Linked DNA regions of Mus musculus: all the other regions are linked to region 2. A link is a loop called in an ENCODE intact Hi-C map of the cell type or tissue named here. Cell type or tissue: left cerebral cortex. All regions are shown on one strand. Each heading gives the region's core, and the rest is flanking DNA. Links, peaks and the distances in the headings are about the cores only. Region 1 overlaps Mapk10 (mitogen-activated protein kinase 10). Region 2 overlaps Mapk10 (mitogen-activated protein kinase 10). Region 3 overlaps Mapk10 (mitogen-activated protein kinase 10).

Evidence for each region. Peaks named below come from ENCODE experiments on the same cell type or tissue, not always from the same donor. Only the 100,000 strongest peaks of a DNase experiment are listed, where the experiment ranks them.
Region 1: a loop joins it to region 2, with 1.9 times the contacts of the local background. A loop is called at or near these places in 4 of 42 quality-filtered maps.
Region 3: a loop joins it to region 2, with 2.2 times the contacts of the local background. A loop is called at or near these places in 4 of 42 quality-filtered maps.

What each region holds. Positions count from the first base shown.
Region 1 is chr5:103,099,962-103,107,791 of GRCm38, reverse strand. The region is part of intron 2 of Mapk10 (mitogen-activated protein kinase 10); the gene reads left to right. Among named protein-coding and RNA genes, the nearest start is that of Mapk10, 110 kb to the left of the region's middle. In left cerebral cortex, for the core only: no CTCF peak of the experiment used is centred there; DNase peaks (open chromatin) are centred at 1,793, 3,499, 5,525, 5,852 and 1 more place; H3K27ac peaks cover 3,793 bases.
Region 2 is chr5:103,160,388-103,168,217 of GRCm38, reverse strand. The region is part of intron 2 of Mapk10 (mitogen-activated protein kinase 10); the gene reads left to right. Among named protein-coding and RNA genes, the nearest start is that of Mapk10, 47 kb to the left of the region's middle. In left cerebral cortex, for the core only: a CTCF peak has its summit at 4,013 (motif pointing right); DNase peaks (open chromatin) are centred at 1,320, 2,681 and 4,404; H3K27ac peaks cover 2,226 bases.
Region 3 is chr5:103,090,523-103,098,352 of GRCm38, reverse strand. The region is part of intron 2 of Mapk10 (mitogen-activated protein kinase 10); the gene reads left to right. Among named protein-coding and RNA genes, the nearest start is that of Mapk10, 120 kb to the left of the region's middle. In left cerebral cortex, for the core only: no CTCF peak of the experiment used is centred there; DNase peaks (open chromatin) are centred at 1,586, 1,909, 2,604 and 3,976; H3K27ac peaks cover 4,280 bases.

The DNA of each region.
Region 1 (7,830 bases), core at 1,147-6,146, 61 kb after region 2:
CAAAGACTGAGAGTTTGTGGATTACTCAGCCCTTAATAGGTCATCTACCTCATGCCTACCTCTTCGACGACTCGGGGAGCATTTCAGAGGTGGTGACAGAAAGTGCGTAAGGGCCAGAGGTGGTGTGCATGTTCACAGAAACAGTATTTGGCGGACACAGCAGTGAAGCTGCCTGTATGTGCTCACCGCGCCTGTGACAGCATGCACAAGACCTGCCTGTGCTCATGTGGGACCAGATTCCAGGACAGAGAGGGAAGGTAGACACAAAGTCCCACTCCTGGCTGAGGGGGTGTGGACAACTGATCGCTGTTGGGAGAGAAAGAGGGGAACCTTAAGAGCATAGCCCCTGGTAAGTTGGCCATGCTCCAGGAGAAGACCACGTGTTCAAGAAGACAGCCAGTACAAGTTGGGCATGATGTGTTTAAAAAAGAAGGGAACACCAATTTGGGTGGATAGGGGGAGGGTAGTGATATGGGAGGAGTTGGGGGAGGAGAAGTATGATTGAAATATACTGTATGAAAGCCAAAGAACTAATAAAAATATTGTAATTTAAAGGGGGGGGTGGCATAGTACCTGCCATCATTAGATTATATTTTTAGTAACTGACACTATCTAGGCCTGGTTCTATAAGTGTAGACTTAGTAATCAGCTCCAAACAAAGTGAAGTATATGCATGAAGTTTCCTTAAAATGGAAGTCATATTTACCATGTGACCCAGCGACACTCCTCCTGGGTAGGTATCTAAAGGACGCCAGGCATGTCACAAATATGTCACAGAGATACTTGGACTCGAGGAAGCAAGTATGAAGGTGTCATGATGAAGCCTAATATCATTTTTTTGTGATGGATATGTGTAGGAAAAAGTTAACAAAGGAAGTACCCCAAAGAAGGCATGAGTAAAAAAAAAAAAAAAAACAAGCCAAAATAGAACCAAACTAAATCATCTTCGACGGTGACAGCAAACAACCTCAAGAAGAGCGTGAGAGTTTCAGTTTGATGATGGAATGGAACTTCCCTGAAGTCTAGCTCAACCATAGCTTACGAAAACATGAACATCTGTCAATACAGTAATATTGAAACATGTAATAAAACAATCCCATCTATTATTCATTTTATATGATTTGAATGGAATGCTGTAGGAAGTATGGTAATTATAGCTCCAGTTGCTTTGGTATAATAGATAAAACAGGAAATTCCGATTGGCTTTCAGGCTCTTGCATAACCTATATCCAGATGTATTAGGCATGGGGTCTGCCAAATTACCAGTTACTACTTAGTCCATTTTCCATTACTGACCTTGAAAACCTCACCTCAGTACTGAGAGGCAGGGGCTACTGTGATCTCTATTTTGTAGATGAGGAAGCAGAAATACTGATTGTTAATGACTGGTGGGCTATGGTCATCCAGATGTTGAGTGGTCTGGCTTTTGGCGCCCAAGATGTTACCGACTGGCTGCATCTTTCCACAAACCTTGGGAGCTCTTGGCAAGGTGTCTGCTGGAGCTGGGCTTATCTTCCCCCTACCTACATCCCTGTTCTCATCCCTGTGCGTTTCCTCTGCCAAGCATGCCTTTCATGGAAATTCTATAAGTTTTCAGCAGTCCTTTTGAGCCTAGTCTCTGCGTTTCTGACACATCTTCCCTTTCCAATTTCTGTCTTCCTTCCTATCCATATCCTTATTTAGGAACTAGCCTTGGTAGGAGTGAGAATGCTGTCTGAATTAAAGATCGTTTCTCTCACTTCTGAGGAAATTAGTCCTTGGTGTCAGCATGGGGCTGGGACACATGTGAATAGGATATTCCTCGGTCCAACTCTCTTTCCTTGACATGAAGCAGTTGGCACTGCTCCAGCGCAGCTAAGAAAGAACACTCTGGAAATAGTTACTGGAGCATCTACCCACAATGCACTTCTCTCTTGTTCTCCGCAGAGCCCAAAGCTTGAATGGGACCCTAAGAATTCTTTTGCTTCTTGTTTTACATACATGCCTTTTATTTCTTTTCCTTCAATGTCCATGTACCAGAGACAAAAAAAAAAAAAAAAAAAAAAAAAAAAAAAAAAAAAAAAAAAAAAGAATACAATGAATTGTCCTTCCTCTCTGTGTCCAAAGCCCACGGATTTCAGGCATAAATCTGGCATGGGTACCTGTTCTGGTGCCTGGCAGGCCATCTGGGTGTTCAGTAGTGACCCAGGATTCACATGTTTTGTAATAGCATCTTCTAAAAATTACCAGGCAAAGGAATGCTTCAAACAGGCCCGAAATCTTCACATGGATTCAATGTTCAACAAACACTCAAAGAATGGGACATTCTTTTGCTAATATCTGGACCTGGGCAGCCTACTATGAATTTGATGATGTTTGTCTTTTAGGCTCCCAGGCTCCTCCTTGTCAAACTGTTCTTGGTGTAATCCTTTATTTAAAAGCAGAAGAAAGGAAGAAAGAAGGAAAGAAGCATTCTTTGTAAGGTTAAATGTAATAATTATGCATTTTAAACTTGACATTGTAAATTTTTCCCCATGGATATTTTCTTTATTTACATTTCAAATATTTTCCCCTTTCCAGGTCTTCCCTTTAGAAACCCCCTATCCCACACCCCCTGCCTCTATGAGGGTGCTCCCCCACCCACTCACTCCCATCCTCCTGCCCTGACATTTCCCAACTCAGGCCTGATGGTCTCTCCTCCCACTGATGTCCAACAAGTCCATCCTCTGCCACATATGTGGCCAGCGCCATGGGTATCTCCATGTGTATTCTTTGGTTGGTGGTCCAGTTCCTGGGAGCTCCTGGGGGTCTGGTCTGTTGATACTGTTGCTCCTTCCATGGGGCTGCAAACCCCCTCAGCTCCTTCTGTCCCTTCTCCAACTCCTCCATCGGGGACCTCCAGGCTAGGCTCAATGGTTGTCTGTGAGCTTCCGCCTCTGTATTTGTCAGGCTCTGGCAGAGCCTCTCAGGAGACAGCCATATTAGACTCATATCAGCAAGCACTTCCCAGCATCCACAATAATGTCTGGGTTTTGTGGCTGTATATGGGATGGATCCCCAGGTGGGGCAGTCTCTGGATGGCCTTTCCTTCAGTCTCTGCTCCACACTTTGTCCCCATTTTTTTCTCCTGTGAGTCTTTTGTCCACCCTTCTAAAAAGCACTGAAGCATCCATATTTTGGTCTTCCTTCTTAGACTTCATATAATCTGTGAATTGAATCTTGGGTATTCCAAACTTTTGGGCTATTGTCAGACATTGTCCTTTGGTATCAGGGTGGCTCCTTACGTCTTTGGGGGAGACAGGAAGGAAGAAAAGAACTGGAATTAATAAGTCATTTCTAGCCTTACAATCAAAGCTTACAGCATATCGGCTATTAAATAGAGACTGGTACTGTTGGTAGGTCTATTTAAAGACTTTTTTTAGATGCATGCTGAGAAGTGAAACAGAACTATCATGTCTCTTCCTGTTCTTTGTTGTGTGAAACTCAGTGCCAGAGAAAGTTTTTCGCTCACTGAGGGTTTGTACTTTGAAAAGCCATATTCCTAATTTGGACTGGCAACTGTGCCAAATATCTTGGCAACTTTACAAAAATAGCTTTAATGTTAAGGAAAAGTGATACGTGATAAAGCCTGTCATATTGTGTTATCCTCATAGGGGACAGAATAAAATTAATGCGGCATTTCCTTGTTAGCTTGAGATTTCAAACTGAATCACGTTTTACTCTAAGGAAGAAGTACATATATGGAATGCATAGCTGTTTTAGCTTACTTTCCATTGCTGTGATAAAGACAAAAAGCAACTTCGGGAGGAAAGGGTTAATTTCACCTTACAGCTTACAGCCCTTCATGGAGGAAGCCAAGGAACGAACTCAGGGCAGGAACCTAGAGGTAGGGGCTGAAGCAGAAGCCATGAAGGAAGGCTGCTTAGTGGCTTGCTTTCTATGATTGCTCAGCCTGCTTCCTTCCACAGCCCAGGACCACCTGTCAGGGATGGCACTGCTCACAGTCATCAGTTAATTAACTGAGCGAATATCCCATGGGCTTGCCTATGGACCAGTCTGATGGGGGTTTTCTCCATTGAGGCTCCCTCCAGTTCAGGTCAAATGGACACAAACACTAACAAGCACAGTGACTTTTTTTTTTCTTCTGTTGGTTTATATCATCAACACATAGAAATAATAAAAACACTTTTCTGAAAAAACAGTAGTCACAGTTAATAATTACAGTATCCAATAGTGTGCATTTCAATGTCTTTCTGAATGGACTTTAGGAAATGATTGGTGGGCTGGAATGTTGTATAATAGCTTTGGGGTTATAACTGTTATAAACGATGCTACAACCTACTATTGTGTGTCCAGTGGCATTTATTATATGTAAACACTAGTATACATTATCTTTGATGTTTATTAAGTTTTCAGAATGGGTCTTGTTGTTTGTAACTTGAAGGAGAAGCAGAAGCTCTGATAAGCTCTGAGAGATTCATTTACTTGCTCAGGCAACAGTGAACCCTAGACTTAAGATTCAAGCTAAAGGTGGTGGCATGCATGACTGAGGCAGGAGAATCCTAAGTTTGTGGCCAGTTGGGGCTGTATAGTGAAACAATTCAAAACGAAACAATGTGAATCATTTAGCCACATCTAAAGCCTCTGTTGTTTTAACTGTATTCAGCGTTGTATCCAAATAATCATCGGCTATTCACAGCCAAGCCTGCTGTGGCCTCTGCAGCTCCCCTGCTGAGCCAGCTGGAGAGGAATCTGGAAGCATGACCATCTCAGCCCTCCATCCTTGTAGACTCTCCAGTGTCTAATGCTTGCCTTATTGGCTGGGTCTGAAGCTGTAGGGTAAGATGGTCCTTGGATAGGTTCTAGTCCAGTCAGCCTTCAGGACAAAACGAATTGAGGGAAGGTGCGGGAAGAGATCTGGATATGTGAGTAAACTCAGTCTTAAGAGAAGACCTGGAGGGCTGGAATTAAATGGGACTCGAGAACTGAGGTTCCAATGATGCTCAGTCACTGGACTGCAGAGTTCAGTTCCTTCTTCATCCAGTCTTTAATGCATTAAATAATTTATTCAGTTATTCAATAAATCAATTTTCAGTGTCTACTATGTGTCTGGAGTATCATTTTGTTCTTTACATAGGATACTGTATAAGCCAGTTAAAGTTAAAAAGAACAACCTGAAATGTTTTCGTGGTGTGAGTGTTAATTAATTTTAGATGATTCTATTATCTGTTTACTTTATGCCTTGGTGTTAGGACCAGGCAGTTCATTCCTGATGTAATAAGATTCAGAATTGCTGTAAGTCACTTTTTGCATCTCATTTATTTAAGGAGACAGGATGCAGAAAGCTAAGTAGACTACTCATGCTGAGTCCATGTTGAATCTGTACATCAAGCCAAGAACCATGCTCTGGTGTTCCAGGTGACACTATGAAAGATGATTCACATGAACTGGGTCTGACTCCTGCCCTGGCCACAGAAGCAAGCATCTCCCACAATGTTTCCATCGGCAGCATGCCTTTGGCATTTCCAAGAGTCTAAAGCTATGCCTCTGAGAATTAATTATTTATTTTTGTTCCTCCTGTTACTGATGGAATAAGCAAATCAGATTATTTTTCACCATGAGCTGTGCTGCCTAGCAACATAAGTAGCATACCTCTTCTAGCAGGCCCCCAAAAGGGAAGACCTAGAAAGTGTGTCAGTGTTAAAGGAGAAAGTGAAAAGATTCTAACTCCCTTATTCTACTCATGCATCTAACTCTTATCTGTTTTAAAATGGCATGGGGAAATATCTTTAAATGTTATGGGATAGTTAGAATTCTTTCTTCAGTTAGAATCTGACACACCTAAAAATAAACCCAGTTCCTGCAACATAAAGCCTCAAGTCCGCTTTGCACAAGCAGATGGTTTTAGGTATTTGAGTGGCCCAATAAGATAACTTCAGAGTGGCCCAATAACTTCAGTGCTGGTTGTGACACTGGGCTGAGCTGTGGCTGAAGAGACCTTGAGGAAGAATGGAGACACAGAATCAACCCTATATAAAGCCCTTGGAACTAGCTAATATTTCACATCTAGTTTGTCATCTACATTTAAAAATGTTGCTTTCTGTGTCATGAAATGGGACTAGAATAGCCATCAGTGTGTGCTGCAAACCATTCCCATATACTTCAAAGACATCATATTTCTTTTATCATGTGGATTATAAAGGTCATGTCAAAATCTTCCCCATTGAGCAGTAGACATTTTTGTCTCCAAAGTGTATCTGTAGCATATTATGCTGTGTCTTGCATGGTAATTACTCAGTAAAAATAATGAGTTTTAAGTGGGTAAACAAAGAATGAGGACTATATCCCAAATGTATATGATAAAGGACTTAAGTATTAGGTTTTTTTTTTTTTCATGCAGGACGAAATTTCTTTATTAATGACTTGAAAATCTAACTTCCTTGGAGTTTTATTTTAATAGCTGATTGCTTATTTCCCTTTAATGATGGCATAGGATAATTGACCTATCAGTTAGCCCATAGTACAAACTTTCAAGATTTGTATTATTCTGCAGGGAACTTGAATAGGTAACATTTGTCAGGACATCCAAGAGCTTTCTCTCAATTTCAGGGAATATTTATTGATATCTTTGAGGACCCTAAATAGCAGTTTTAAAGACCCAAACATGACATTCAATTTAATCCTTTAATAACAGGGAAAAGTCTTCTCAAATCTATTAAGGAAACAGTATAATTCAAACGTAAAGAGAGACAATGTTCTATGGAGTTTCTCAGTTCGCTAACGATTCTGGATCTTCCATTCACTAGTTAAAATTTATATAGTGGTATTTTCATGGACTATATTAATTAAGTCACAGTTCTGGAAATAGACTTTTAGAGCACAACATGACATTTAGCTCATGGACTTTGGGATTAGACAGCGTGGGTCTGAGACAAGGTTGGTCAGCAACCAACTGTGATCGGAGTGAAAGACTCCATCTCTGCTCTATTCTTCAGTGCTTCATCTGAAACTGCAGAACAGGGTGTGTGGCACTTGCAAGGCTTTGTGGGAACTGTCAGTTGAGAAACTTTAAAAACTGTCAGTCAGCTCTAAGTGCTCAGTGTCTGCTATCATTAACTTGTTTGAACCCCAGCAATTAATAAATCATACAGATACCATTTAACTCTGGTGCAAAGGGTGAGACTTTAGTGTTCTGTCTACCATACCCCATTAATTTATGATAGTTATTTGGAGAGGCTCTCTCTGGCACTTTGAGACAGCATAGTCTTGCTATAGTTGCTATGTTTTTGTCTGAAATGTGACCTTTTGGTTGTTTAACTATGTTGCCAGTTGATGGTTTTTGTTAATGTGAATGATGGAAAATATATTTGCTTTTAATTTTAATCCTACAAATTTATTGCAGTATCCCAAGTCAATAAATACTTCCAAATTTTTAGAGTTATAGAAAGTGTCAGCTGATTGCTGAGAAGAAAGCCTCGCTTGCTGTGCCCAGAAATCTGTCCTGTTCACACTATTAGAACAGTAAATCCCCTGCTCTGATACTTCCTGGTTATATAAAACGTGGAGTCATGGTCACATCCACACTAACATTTGCACCCCACTAGGAGGTGTTAGATAAAATACTGTACTTAATTTAGAAAGGGTATTTTGCAGAAGACACAAATAGATTTAGTTATTCCCATGTAAGTCGGTGCCTATGTGGCTCAGGGGAAAGGCACTGGAAGGGGGTTAGGTCTGTTGTACTTGTGCTGCAATGCAGGAGAGCTTTGGAGATGGGAGATACAGGGGTTTCCGGAGCCCCCATGAAGGAGATGGCTCAGGTGATGAGAATAGCTGAAGTCACTGAGGATG
Region 2 (7,830 bases), core at 939-5,938:
TAACTAGTGTACAGTTAATGGTAACCAAGGACTATTCTTGCATAAAACTTTGAATTAAAGAGAATTTCAGTTTTATTCTTTCCTTTTTACTGTGAGGATTATAAGATACAAATGCCTCTTTTCAATTTTAAGAGTGGAAGAAAATTTCATGATCTAAAATTTGTAGTTCATAATGGTGCTGGGGTGGTGCTGCTGGTGCTGCTGGTGTTGTTGGTGCTGGTGGTGGTGGTGGTGGTGGTGGTGGTGGTGGTGGTAGTGCTGGTGGTACTGGTGCTGGTGGTAGAGGTACTTAAATGACAATCCACTTTGTGCCAAGCTATGTTCTGAATAATGCTGAGTACTTTTAGCATTCTGCAATCAAGTTCAAAATTCATTAAATAAAACTTAAATATCAGAAAATATAGCTTCAATTATTCCTTCAGCTGAACGCCAGTTCATACTAGCAAAAATAGCAGTAAAAGCAAGTTTTCATTTTTAGTGGTGTGCTTTCTTTCCAGTCTCAGATAGCTTTGAAAAATGTCCTCTCTCCTTCCACAGCAGAACAGATGTATTATTCCCCCGTTCTATTCTAAACTAAGCTAAGAGCTTGACAATTCATGAGTAAGGAGCTTGTGGGCATTATTCCTGGATCTATGCACCTAAATAGGCTATTTATAATTTAACTAAATCATGTCGTGAGACACATCCTCCCTGGTGAAGTGGGGGAGGGCCTACGGGAACTCATGTACCAAGAGAGGCATAAAGGTATTGTATCGCCATGTTCTCTTATAGCGTCATTTAGTTCTCTTTTTCTCTTTATCATTTTGAGGTTTAAGCTATTCAGCAAGGAAAAGTAGATTTTGTGGAAGACTGTACTAGCCTGAAAATTATGCAGAGATATTGCATTACGTCAGATATTTATTTTGGGAGAAAAAATGCAGCAATAAAATCTAGCTATTTGTTGTGCTACATGGAAGACTTTTGTATCTCTTCCCCACACTGGAGCGTATGACACTAAGATAATACTTAAGGACAATAGGCAGTATGAACCTCAGACACTATTCCTTATTTTCAAATGGGTAATTAACCTCAAATCTGAAATTTATGATGCCAAGCAACCATTATTTTTCACTTCAAATCAATTTTTTCTACCCTATTAATATTAATGTTGCCAGCATTTCCCTAATGGACGAGTGTCAGGACCTGAGACATTTTTTGACATCTTTATCTCTTAAATGCTTTCACCTGGTAGTGTGCTGTGCACTTCCTGCCTGGAACACACCCTTTAATGCCACAGCCAGGGCTCAGTTCAGGATTCAGTCTGCTGCATGCCTGAACTGAATATGGAGGCTTCTCACTAGCATCTTTCCTCAGTCTCCTAGGTAAGTAGTTGGGTGCAGGAATCTCCAACTTCAGATCACTAATGTGCCCCAGAATTGACGGCACACTGGTCCTCAGCCTGGACTTTACAGGAAAGCACAGGCACCATTTCTGAGCAACACTTGCACACACAAAGCCTGTCTGTGCTTCAGCCAAGCTAGATCATCCATGCTTTTTGAAGGGTCACCGCACTTCTTGACTTTGGGATAACCTTGGTTCATATCTTTACCTTCTCAAGTCCTCTATGCTTGTGCATCCCAGAGCCCAAGTCTCCACATCCCAATGTGGATAGGCCCTCTTTTCTATGCAGTGGGATCTGCCTTTTAAATTGTAAAGTTCCTGTTGGTATAACCAGTGTTACATCTTATGATGCCCATTTCATTGCCCCTTTCTCATGCACGAGAGCCCAGGTTCTTTTTATGAAGTGGTAGGGCTGGAGCATGGAGTTTTCGTCACCCTCACACCTCTCGGGCATGTATATGATCAACTTGCCTTCAGCACGTTCAAAGCAAATCTCAACCTATACAGCATAAGTTTGTGGGTTCCCTTTCTCACAGGGCAGCTCTGCGAGGGCAGTCAATTTCTAATTAGAGAAATGAAGAGTCTTTGTCTGAAAATTTAACTCAGAAAATGACAGTGCCTTTGGAGGTCACCTGGATCTGATGTCTGGTTTTCTCTCTGTTGTATTTGTTATTTGTTTCTTCTAGGTCCCTTATCGTCATACCTGGGTTGTCATTTGAATGACAGCACACATTTGGAAGGTCAGGAAACATGTGCTTGAATGTTCCTCGCCTACCCTTTGTACAGCCTGAGCACACATGTGGGCACATGTAGAATTAGTCTTACTTCAGTGCAACCTAAGGCCCACCATAGCATTGTTCATTCAGTAGGTAAGAGGCATCTCAGAATATGTTAGTGTCTAAGCTTTGTCTAGTTGTTGAAATATTACGAGTAAACAGAAAATATTTCCTATAATTTCTCTTTGAATCTCCCCCAAGAACTTTAAATTTTTTTTTTAATGTTAAGGGGCAAAAATCTGCTCTGTGGTAGCTCTTATTTAATTTTGCACAATGACTTTGGCCATGCTGTCCCATATTCATGGCTCCAAGTCTGTGCGTGTGGAGAGATAGGAAGGCAGTGAGCGCAACAGCACACTTCTCACAGTGTTTAGTCTGGGGCCACTGAAAGTTCCTGACTCACAAGAAATCTACAGAGCCAACAATATCTTTATAATACTTTAGTTCTCCTTTTTCCTATCTGCTCTTCCAAGAGTTTGCAATGAAGCCTCTGAGAGATGCTCTGATCTCTGATGTCACGGTCACAAGGCACCGAATGCAAAGGCAAGTGGGAGTCTCGGTCTGTTTTCAGTGTGTGGGAGTCTTGCTATTTTACTTTGTGGTAATGTCAGGCACAGCCGTTGATTCCATTATCAGGATGTTTAAAATCATGCATGCAAAAATTGCCTCCTGATTATCTTGAAAAAAAAGTGATTATTTTTATTGAAATGGAAATAGACATTGAAGTGACATCTATTTTGTTTTGCCATCATATTTCAGAATTACGATTTTTTTTTTGAGTTTTTGGTCATTTGAATTCTAGGACATGACTGTTGTTCAGTTACAGAAAATGATCCTAGCACTCTGGCATAACGGAAACAGAGTCTCCCAGGGGATGGCTTTAAAACAATCTTCGAGGACTGCTTGAAGTTTCCTAAGCCACATCACCTTTTTCTAGGTTAAAATTCATAGATGAAAGTCTCTTCTGCATAGGAAGCAAACGGGGATAAAGGATAGTTAGTATCTATTATGTCTGCTACTTGGTCACAAGCAAGTATGTATCAATGATGGATTTCATTTTATAAAATGTTTTTAAAAGATGTTTAAAATGCATGCTAACTTTCTGTACATATGTTTATGTACAATAACACTAGAAACCACAAAGGACATTATGTTTCTATTTACATAACATGTAGGCTCCCACATATGTCCTTGCGTGAACACCAGGGCCATAAGGTTGCCATGAGCTCAGAGTCTGATTCAAGTACAGCAGCTGGGGGAAACATGAGAAAGGGTAGCTCTGAGGCCGCGAACAGAGACCTATGATTAAGTGAGATACATATTTCAAGCATACATATTTATTTGGAATTTAGAAATCTAACAAGAAGAAATCACGTATTATATTTAAAATACCCCAAGTAATTCGTAATTCTAGAAAACGGAGATTTGAACAGATTAAGTTTTAGGGGTACCCATAGCATACTCTTATCCTTTGAATTGGCGTGATCATTGCTTATTGGGGTGCAATATGAGTACTAGGTGCATATTCACAATGGCTCGGATCCATCATGAGATTAACCTTTATGGCTCCTTAAATGTTTATTATGTTTTTGGGCTGAGAACTGTTGGAACTCTTTTCGAGTTCTTGATAAACAAGAACAAGTCCTTGTAAACTAGTTCACTGCCTTGTGCTATAGTACACAGCTGCTTAAAATGGGTTATGTCCCCATATGGGAGGTTTGGTGGTCACATAAACTCAATGTAAAGCCATACAAAAACAACCCTCAGGGAAAGGGTTCTGAGCCTGCGAGGACCCAAGATTGACTAAAAGTAGTCAAACTTAGTGAGTCTGAGTTGTTTGAGGCTGTGTGTTGTGCCACGAGAGGTCACTGTAGCTTTGGGTGTGAACACAGCAGATGACTGCACAGTGCACACCTGCCACACAGCCATGCAGGGCCACCAAGGTTTACTGTATGTGCAGAGTTTCCTGCTCTTGCAGAATGTAAAGGTCTATTGATGTGATTCCTCAGGACCCATGTGTCAAATCGGTCCATCTTTGGATTGTAGTGCTAGAATATCTGAGTTCAGAAATTATTGTTTGAATTGATGACTTAAATCTTATAAAAAGTACTATCTACTATCAAATGGGGGTGAGTGGGTGGGAAGTGGCTCATCCTGTGAAACAGATGCCTCACAAGTACGAGGACCTGAGGTTGATCCCTAAGACCATATGAAAGTCTGTGTGCACTGGTCCATGCTTGTAACCATGGTGAAGGAGAGAGATAGGTATATCCCTGGAAACTTCCCGTCCAGTCTTCAAAGCCTGCTTGGAGATGTTCCCAGCTGATGAGAGACCCTGCCTCAAAGCAAAGGTAGGAGGCACTGTTTTAGCTTGACATCTGAAGTTGCTCCACCCTGACATGGGAGGATGTACATTCTCACCCCACCCTCAAAATCATTAAGTGAATTTTGGCTTGTAGAACAGAATTCTAACAATTTCTGAAATGACTCTTAATATACATCTGCCACTTTATTATGTATTTATATAATATATCATTCTCAGCACTGATAATTGTGAAATCAATATATTGATCAACTGAAAAATATTGAATATACTCTCTGATGCAGGATCAGATATTCAGCCAAGACTTATTTATTTATTATGTAAAAGTAAACAAGAAGATTCATCTCATTAGTGTGAAATTTGCTTTGTCTTCAATGAGTGTTAAACTTACTCATATGCCAAAGGACTGTTTTAAAATAAATTTATGATTTATTATTATAAATATTGGTTTGCATGCTTAGTGTATATATATGTCTGATATATGACAGCAACTACTCACGAGACAAGGCTATGAATGGAGACTGCTTAGGAAGCCCTCAAAGAGTCAAACTTGCTCCTTTGATCTTCAATCTTGTTCTCTGACTTCTGGAGACCGCTGTACTGTCTTCTTCTGAGATCAACATTTCTAGTTTTCATGCCTTAAGGTTTACAATTCTTTTAATGTCTTCCCACTGCCTGTGAACAAAATCTGCCTTTGTATCACATGTGAAATCTTTCAACTTGGCTTTTTTCAAATAGCCTTCCCCTGTTTCTAATGACCTAGATGGCTTTTCATGGCTTCGTTGACCACTTTCCACTCAATGTTTGAGTTTTAGGCATATCCAAGTTTCCGCCTTTTACTGTCTGTGTCTTGTGTATAGTCTCTGTAACCCAGGATGCTTGTTTCTTCCTTTGTCAGAGAGAATTGTTCAGAATTGAAACGGGCTTGCAAGGTTGATTGGTCATAGTGGTGCAGGAGGAGCTGACTGGCCTGTCTTTCAGTTTTGTGTTGGTAGAAGGTGAATTGTTGGGAATTGAGGGTTCCTGTTTATAGCTATGTGAGTGACTTCTGAGCATATGAATTTGTGTAAGTCAAATAAAACATTTGGTAGGTTCTCCATCTGAACAAAAGAGATGAGTTTAACTTTTTGAAAATGATGTTTTCACCCCCCTCCCCCAATCCTCTGTTACTCCTTAGAGTATAGTGACAACACTGTCCTAGTATGACATTTTCCAATCCCTAAACAAAATTAACCATGTGTCATATGTCTCACAATGCTGCTGTTGCACTTCTGTTTTACCTTTTCTAAGGCACCTACCATTTTTTCCCATGAGAATAGCCTTGCCATAAGAGAAAACATTTTTTATTTATCTTTGTATCGCCTCTCCCTTTTCAGAGTACAACACATGGATGCAGATATTTGCATTGTTCTGTCAGAAGTCACCAAGGAAGAAGAACATGCTACAGTGTCTGTTGGATGAGAAATTGGTGGACAGAGCAAAATCCAAACATTTTCACTTGCTATGAAAAATATAATTCAGCGTGATATGGAAGAGAGTCACAGGGAGAAGGTTAAAGGAGACAGAATGTCCCCAGAAGATAGACTGAGTATGCTGAGATCTAAGGCTTGTAGTATGGCTTCTTTCCAGAAGTGCCTTAGTGGAGACATTTTTCTTCTGTCATACTTGATGCATTTGTAAATTAAGGCTAATAATTAATGTAATTATCAAGACAGAAGAATTCCCACAATGGGATGTTTGAGGCGAAAGTGTGCAGGAGGCAGCCTTCCTTGGCTCATTTGTCAATGAGTGGGCACAGGAGACACTCAGAATAAATACAGCTTGAAGAAAAACTAAGAAATGGCTTGAATCATTAACACATATTTAGAACCATCTCCTGCAATAATTAGCATAACCCCCACACCCTTCTCGTTCATTTTCTTTTGTCCGTGAACTTGTAGATGAGGATTTTTGACAACAAAAGCCACCATGAGAATGGAGAGCGACTGCCCCACCCCCAACTCCACCCACAACATTCTGCACACAATTAAACTGAGTTGTGTTTGGATACCTAAGGATTCCAGTGCATTTCCAAATGCTTGGGAGGTTTTTTTTTCTGAAGCAAGGAGAGATTTCAAATATTTACTGGCAAATAGTCCATTTTTCAGATAGACTTAAAAATTCCACAGTAAATGTTCAATTTATGTCTTGGCAGGTGAGAGAATCCAAACTATTTACTAACACAGTTCATCCGTGTTTCCATGACAACAGAGGCAGTTCCTGTCAGCCCAGAGTGGCTTTGCCAGTTGACTTCAGCAGTGAACTCTGTGTGATGTTGCCAAATGTCTGGCTTCTGTGTTTCCAGTTCCAAGCAATTGTTTCTTATTCTGCATGCTAATGAGTAGTCTACAAAGGCTGTGGTTCAGCAGCATTGAAACCAAGACCAGAATGGGTGGTAGAAAACTAGGGAGTGGTTTGCCCAGAGTGAATTTAAAACTGCATCTAATTGGATGGCACATTCCCTAACCAGCCATGACAGTGCTTCATTAATAATTTTACCATGCTATTATTAGGCAGCTGGGCCTGGATGAGAAATGGCTGCATAGCTGTTATCTTTGAATCAGTTGCCTTTTCAGAAGGCCGTGCTGCCTTTAGCTGGTTATCATCATCATGTAAATCCAAATGACTGTGCACATACATGCCAGCTGAGAAAGCAAATTGCAACCCAAATGCTTTTTCGCTTTTGAGAAATGTTCATATATTGATTGCTCTGACACAGAGAGAAAGCAGCTGCCTGCGATGCCAGCTGAGAGATTTAAAGTGAGAGAAAGGGAAAAAGAAAACATCTGAGAGAGGAGAAAGTGAAGTGGATTTTGCCTTTTGAACACATAGAGAAACCGAGACTTTAAATTCTAAGCACGTCACCATCACCACTGTGTGTGTGCTCTGTGTGTGTGTGTGTGTGTGTGTGTGTGATACCCTAACCCTGAAAGCAGATGGTCAGGGTCAGAATTATGGCCTCTCCAGAGCTTAAGCTCTTTGAGCAGACTTTGCTCTCCACTGCATCCCCGGCATTGAGGACAGGGCCTGGACTGGGCACCTAATGAATACTCAATAAATATTTAATGAGCTTAGTGAAATGAGGATCCAGGCATGGAGCATTTAAGCACATCCCATTTCCTGAAGTAGCCTCCTCCCTTTGTGGAGGAACAGGATAGCCCATTACCATGACTCTCACTGCTCTTTGTGCAAAAGCTTTCGGGTGTTTCTGCAGCAGTTCCAGGTGCCTACTCCTCAACACCTCTCAAAGACTGAGTGTTTCATTAGCATATTCCTCCACCCCCTCCCCCAAATCATAGAACTCGTTTGTAG
Region 3 (7,830 bases), core at 1,045-6,044, 70 kb after region 2:
ATAAAAATCAAAGGGGTCAAGTTATAGAGCATACAAGTTACTTGGGAAGACAAATCTTACTCAACTCCTCAAACTGGAGTGAACTTGACATTTTGAAGATCCCCCCCCCCCATGGGCATGTGTGCGCATGCACACACACAAGCGCGCACACACACACACACACACACACACAAGCACACACATACACACACATACAGAGAGAGAGACAGAGAGAGAGAAGAGAGAGAGAGAGGAGAGAGATAGACAGACAGACAGACACACACACACAGAACACACACACACACACACACAGAGAGAAGATGAATTATATTTTTAGTTAATCTACAATGTGGTTATTTGCTCAGAAAAAAACTAGATACTAAAATCAATAAAATAATTTTCTTGAAATACATACCTCCTAATTTGAAGGAAAATCTATTCTTTGAGAGCAATGGATCCCTGAGTTCTGAGAATAAGCAAAACAGAAACATATTGCTAGTGGTTTGGGTCCTTTTCAAAGCAACAGCAGTTAAGGAATTGAAACTTTTATACTTATGCTTAACTTTATACTTATACTTAACTTTATAACTTTATACATGTAATTTCTTGTACTTAAATATAATTTCTCATACTTATCTTTATACATATCATGTCATTATTGTATCTATAATGTGGAAGTTCACCATCGGTGATTAGAATGAATAAGCCAATTTTACTCATGGGTGTATTTCTACTCTCTTCTAGAAGGAATATGGAAGTTTTCAACACAATTTATGCATCGGGCAAAGCACCAGTTTATTCATATCGGCATTAGTAGTTTGTAAAAACATAAAAACATAGTTGCAAGTACAACAACAGCTGCTTATGGGGAGGTGTGGGGAAGAAGTCTTGATTTCAGAGTGTCTTCTAAACATCAGGTTTCTAAATACATAGATCTGGTCTTGTGTCTCTAAGTGTTTTACTCAGTAAGAGTGCAATGTAATACCTGCACCAGTCCCTTCCCATTTCCTGTATTTCTTTGTCTTTAATGTTGCCTCCTAAGAAACAAACTGTGATGTTTATTCTGCAACAATGATATTAGAAGTTTAACAGTGAGCAAAGTAAGCTAAGATTGTTACAAGTAAGGTTAAATGAATCATAGCTTTGAAACTTCGGAGACTTCCTAGGATTACTGAGTTACTCTCTCTGGTTCTCCGGGAGCAACTGCCAAACATTTGAAAACACCCAGAAACTAGATCCTCGACCCCAGTGATGCTCCCTCTCTTGGCATGACCACGAGTGCAATTGCTTGCCACTGTTCATAAACAAGGAATTACACTTTCCAGTAGTAAAGAACCATTTTCCACTGGGGAGAGAATTGAGAGAGACATAGGAGACTATGCAAATAGAATATATAGATCTCAAGGCAGTGATGGATTACATAGGGAGTGGTTTATGTGTATGCAATGGCCATGCAGGCCAGAAAAGGGATGTCGATCCTCTGGGACTAGAGTTCTAGATGAGTATAAGCTACCATGTGGGCTGGTGATTGAGTCTGGGTTGTCTGGAAGAGCAGCCAGTGTTCTGAGTCATCTCCCTAGTCCCAAGTCTTGAGTTTTAAATATTAGTAAGTAGAGATATAAAGTTTGACATTCAGCGTAAGATGTCAGTTTAACTTAGAGACTCAGGGAGTTTTGCAGCATCCGTGGTGATGCATGAGGGCAGATGGAATGAGAACTGCATTGTCAGAATGGCATGGAGAGCCAGAGAAAGAGATGGGTGATAGCATGGAGACCCGGTCAGGATGGCATGGAGACACAGAGAAAGAAATAGGGCTCCTCACAAGGCCATCTCTTTTCCTGACTAATCAATCTATCCCCCAAGACCATGGTGCATTGAGGCAGAAGCCAGAAGACAAGAGCTGTCATAGACAGAGACTTCTGCCAGATTTCTCTCATAATCTTCATTCATTGTGTCAGAAACTAAATGTCTAAAAAGTCTTGGCTTACGAAAAGCAATCCAGTTTATCTTGGAATCCACAGCAAACCCCACGCTGAAACTGAAGGGGAGCCAATAACTGGTGGCAAGGGAGCCTGAAGGGTCCAATTCATTCCCTTGCTCTCTGTTCTCTCCCAGTGCTGGTCTCTCCATCCTTTCTCCCCATGTCAGTGAGTCCTTCACTTCCCCTCTTTTAAGTGAAAATGTGACTTTCCTCACTAGAAAGCACAATGATGCTGCTCTGCTAAAGGAGACAGTTACTCTGATGGCATTGTTCTTATGTCTCATCTTCACAAATGAAGATAGGATAGTTGTTTATTTTCTGTGGACAATATTTGCGGCCACAAGCATCTCGGTTCTTTCATATGATGTCTAAGAAGAGGCAGTGCTTATTTAGGCGTCTTAGAATATATTCTATTTGACTTTGAGAATATATACTTCAATTTTTTTCTGGGGTTTTGCACATTGGCACCTTTTCTTGGACTCCTAACATGCAAAGAGCTATCTTTCATAGTGGGCAATTGCTTCACTTCTGTGGGTTGCTCCCTCAAGTTTTACTTCAGTGAGAAAATTATTGGCCAGTTGGCGCGAAAGAACACAGGAAGTACATGATTGAGCTTGCTTCTTCCCAGCTATGATTTCAACAGTTATAGCATTGGCCACTGAGGAAAAATAATAGTTTGCTCCTCCCGTCAATCTGTCATGTCTTCTGGCGGTGTTGCGGCTCAGGAACGGCGTTGAGATTAATCAGTGTGGCTCTCGGTAACATGCTTCCTTGACACAAATACACTGTTAAGGCCCCGGGAAGTGTTGTCCGTGGCTTGTTTACAGCCATGGCTAGGTTTTCAGAAATGCTGACATTTGCTATTTGGCATCTTTCTTTGTTATTTTCTCAATTCTATGGAATATTTAAAGCCAGAGATTTCATGGGATTTAGACATGATTAAAAATTCAAAGACACATTGGTAGCTCTCTTCAAAGTTGAATAAGGGCTGCCTCTAAGTTATGTCTTCACACCAGAACTCCCTAGATGTCTGTTCAGAAGTACATATCAGTGGAAATAAGAGCTACTTTTATGATATACTTAACCTGTGATGTAGAGCAGCCTTCTACGAGTGTTATTTAAAACACAACAGAGCTTCTCTGTCTGGGATGTTTTAAGCCCTCCTAATGAGTACTTCAGATGCCCATAAATACGCCACTGTAAGATCCACAGTGAACTAAGCCACTCGCCTCTCGATGATGGCAGTGAAGTGTCCACTCAAGGCTTCATGCTCCGAGACAGATTTCTCTAATCAGGGCTCTCAGCTCCTTGGATGTGTTCAATTCCCTGCACACATTTACAGAACTCAGCTGACTCTTCTAGGATGAAGGATCTTAAAGCAGAAGGAACTACATCTTCTGCAGTTGGACAAAGGTCAAGGGCAGGGCGGGCCTGAGGCGCTCTTTCTAGATGCCCCGTTTCGCTGCACTTGGGCCTGGTTCTTGCTTCATATAATTTTCCCGCGTCCAGATGCAGGGCTTTCCTTAGTGCTCTTGCTGTTTTCTCTTTGCATTCTTTCAGGGACATTTGCATTACCAGGAACATGGCATGATGGCTCCCTTATTCCGATTCTGACTGCAGATGCCATTAGAGTTCCCAAATTGCGTGAAAAAACAACAACTTTGCTAGAGGATTTAGTACAGTAATTTTCCACCGTTTGTAAAAACCATAAGCAATGCACTTCTTCCAAGTTACTTCCAAACCTCGTTCTTTCCTGGCTTGTTCTCCTCCAGGGACAAAACAGACAGGCAGGCAGGCAGACAGACAGACAGACAGACAGACGAATTTTCAGAAGTTCTACTTTCATTCTTTAATCGAAGGCTGACAAGGAAGTATGGGGAAACTTTCATATCTTATATTTCATATTTTCATATTTTAGCAGGCCATGTTGCCTACAGTTATGGTGACCATCTTATGCTGCATGAGAAAAATCATAAGACTGTCCTTACATAACTGAATTACTAAATCAATGCCAGCAGCCACCCACCTCCAGATGTCTTTGAAATGATAAAATGAAATCCTATTTATGGGTTTCTCTCTCTCTCTATCTCTGTCTGTCTGTCTCTTGTTCTCTCTGTCACACACACACACACACACACACACACACACCACACACACATACACACACACACACACACACACTTTGGTTTTCACCATCAGACTCTCCTCACCAGGGAGGTGGCCGAGTTCAGAGTTTGAACTGGCCATGGAACTTCTTTTGGGTCTGTTGACCTTATTATCTCCTTCCTTCCTTTGGTTAGTTCTCTGTTAGCTCCTGCTCCATTCTGATTCCACTTTTGAAATGATTGCAGAGTCGTCTAGGCTGCTTTGAGTTTGTTAAAAATTTAGACCTCCATGATATCTTGATTAATGAGACCTCCATGTTCCTAACAATACAAAACTGAAGTCTATGGTCAGTTGCCTTGGAAATGTTTTGAGAGACTGCAACTTAACTGTTCTTTATTGGAGTACACTGGTATCACTACTCTTCAGATCTCCGATGGTTTTCTTCTGTGCATCTTTCTGCGGTGCCTCCTCTGTCTGCGCCCATGTTAAGTGTGAGATCTCAGGGTCTAGTGTGCAGTTTCCACTATGGTAGCATAACATTTCTGGCTGTACTTTGAGATTTCCTGGGGCCTTCCATGCCCATTTACCTCAGACTGGAGTTCTATTAGGCTGTGCACGCAGTAGGTTCTCTATGTATAATAGCATACTGTTTAGATGGTGACTGGTATGTTGAGATGATATAAAAACCTGTTTTCTGTTCTTTTCTGGAGTATCTGGGTTGTAAAAAGGTTCGAACCTGACACAGATTTAGAGACGCTCTAGAGTGGTGGTTCTCAACCCTCCTAACTCTGCGACCTCTTAATACATCCCATGGTGTGATGACCCCCAGCCATGAAATAGTTTTTGCTGCTGCTGTAAAACTGTAATTTTGCGACTGTTATGAATCATAATACAAATAATCTGACATAGAGTTATCTGATCTGCGGTCTCCAAAGGGGTTGCGACTCACAGGATGAGAACTGCTGCTCTTAAGAAAGATATTAAATTAACACTATAAGTAACATGATTTTTCAAATACTAACTCAAAACTGAAAGTGAAAGATACGCTTGGAAATATTAATGAAAAGACAGTAAAACACAGGCCGATTATAAGATGGCCAGGAAAATAACCACACGGCTTCACCAGGCATCAAAATAATCTCTAGGCACCACAAGGTGAAGTGCAGCTCTTGAGCCTTTATCTCTTTCGCTTTTTGCCTTTGGTCTTAGATAAAGACATAGATGCACTAAAAGAGCAAGCAAGAAAACAGAAACAAAATAAACAAAACCACACTGTGACTTTGTACTTAGCTCTGGCAGTTCAGCAGTGTCTGATATATAAGGAAGAGTCACAACAGCAACAAAGACAAACTTTGCTGAGCTTAGTCACATGTGGAGTTCTGGTTATTTTTATTCAGTCCTTAGAGCATGTCATCTCTTGCAACCTTTGCCATTCTGGAACATTCCCCGTGTGTTCAACAGGTCTTTGCTATGATGCTAGAGACCAGATTACCTCTGCCGTCTAGAATGCCCTTATTTCACAGCAAGACTCTTAGTTAGCCTTTAAATAAAATGTGTAGAGTTCATCAAGTCCCCCACAAAGCCTTGGGGAAGCCATTCTCGGGATGCTCATGTCACCAGAGACCACACATATGTTGTTGATACAGTATAGTGCATTCCTGCATTATGGCAGAGGTGACTAGTATGACCCCCTCCCTCAAGACTTTAATTTTATAAGTGTAAGAGATATGATCCACTTATCTCAGTAGATCAGTCCTAATGATGCTTGGGACAGAATAAGTACTCAATGAATCCATAGCAAATAAATGAGTGCCCAGAAGGGAAGCGACTCAGCATTACAATCCAATGGCTGTAACGTTGGTGTGGCTACCACAGCTTTTTGTATCAGGGCAGAGAAAAAGCATGGGGTTGACTGTACAATGATGGCTAACGATCAAGGATTTGCAAACAAGATACTTGGGTATATTACTGTATTAAGATTTGGGGGGTGGGGATCTAAGAAAGATACCTTGACGACAGTTGCCAACTTAATGAAGTAATTAAGAAACCTTAACTGAAGAAGGCACAGAGAAAGAACTGCCTGAAAACAGGAGCTCTAGTTTTTCATCTCAGTGATACCCTTTCTTCTTTGGTGTGAGCTGCAACGTCAGCCTGGCTTCTGCAGTGATCAGTAGATGTCTGCTAGTGGAACTGACATCAGTGCCCGTCCCTGTCCTCTAGGAGAAGCTTGACTGAAGCCTCCCTTACCGGAGTCAGCCTTCTTACCTCGGACGTGTCTGGTTATTCTAGACTCTTGTGGCTGTCAAGCTCGGGATGTGGTTGATCATAATGGTGTGATCAGGAGACTCAAGAGAAGACTATAGAGAAGTAACATCTCCCCTTTGCTTAGACTGGGAGGGATGACATGGTTAAGAGCCCAGACTCTACTGCTTTTAGGTCTCACTTGCTCTGTGAAGTGAGGTGAGCTCAGTTTTCATCTCATCAACGTAGTGGGGACAACAATAATGCTAACTTTACAAGGTTACAATGAAGTTTCCATGAGTCACCTCCCGGAAACTATGTGCACGGGTGTTGGTCAGCTATCCAGTGCTGTAACTCAAAATCTGAGATAATCCACTTTCAATGATTAAAAGGTTTCTGTTGGTTTATGCCTTTGTGGGCTTCCATTTCTGAATAGTTGGCCTTGTGGGCCTGTGACAAGGCAAGTGCACATTGATGGGAAATGTAGGGTAGACCGTTGCTTACCTCATGGTGCTCAGAAGAAAGGAAGGAGGGAGAAGGAAATAGGAGAAACATATATTATTCCCCAAATGACATAAACTCTCCTCTCTAGGCCTTGCCTCATGCACTCTCCACTCTCCCAATTGCACCGCTCTAGGCCTCAAGCCTTGACATTCCGTGTCCAAACCATAGCAGCTACTCAGTATGCATTGCAAGTACTAGTAAAGTGTCTGTTCCCATTCTTTGATGGTTTCATCAAAATCAGTGTGGTGTGTATAGGGTCAAGCAGGGAAGAGATATGTAAGCAAAACTGTTCACTATGTAAGTATTGGTTTTCTTGACTTGTAGAAATATCCAGATTGGTTTTGAACATTTGTCACTATGTGATTACTAGATTCTAGTTCTAAATGGAAAGATGAGGCAGTGGAAAGCATGGGATTAACTACCTATTAATTGTGTCTGGGGAGTGGGAGAGAATATCTCTGCTGATTGTAAGATGGAATATATTCTCAACCTTAGAGCGTATAAACCAATCACAGGAAGCATTCCCACGAAGTAACTCAGATGGACAGAACTTTAGCACCTGGATCCCCTAACAACCATCAATTCACCTTTTCAGTTTGCAAACAAGGTTGAGACCGCAGGTAATTGAGTGAATTTTCCAGAGGTGGAACTGGTTCAAAACTTGGCTCATAGGTTGTTTAATGATCTGTATAACTTCACTTGCAAGTACTCGACTCACACCCTTAAGTAATTAAACAGAGAAAAATAAATGACCCCTGTTAAGGATAAGGACTTCGGGTAGTCTGTGCTGTAATCTGTAGCACATGAAACAATATGTCCAGATGGACCTAGCTAATCAGCATCTTCATTGCCCAAGACCATAAACTGCAAGACATCCTCCCAACTCCTGGCTCCATAAAACATATGCATGACAAACAGGGGCAAGCTACCCGGGCTTAAACATGATTTAAGTCGTGTTTCTCAGGAACTCGGCCACAGATACAACTTCATTTATATAATAAATGATGTGAGTGTCAACA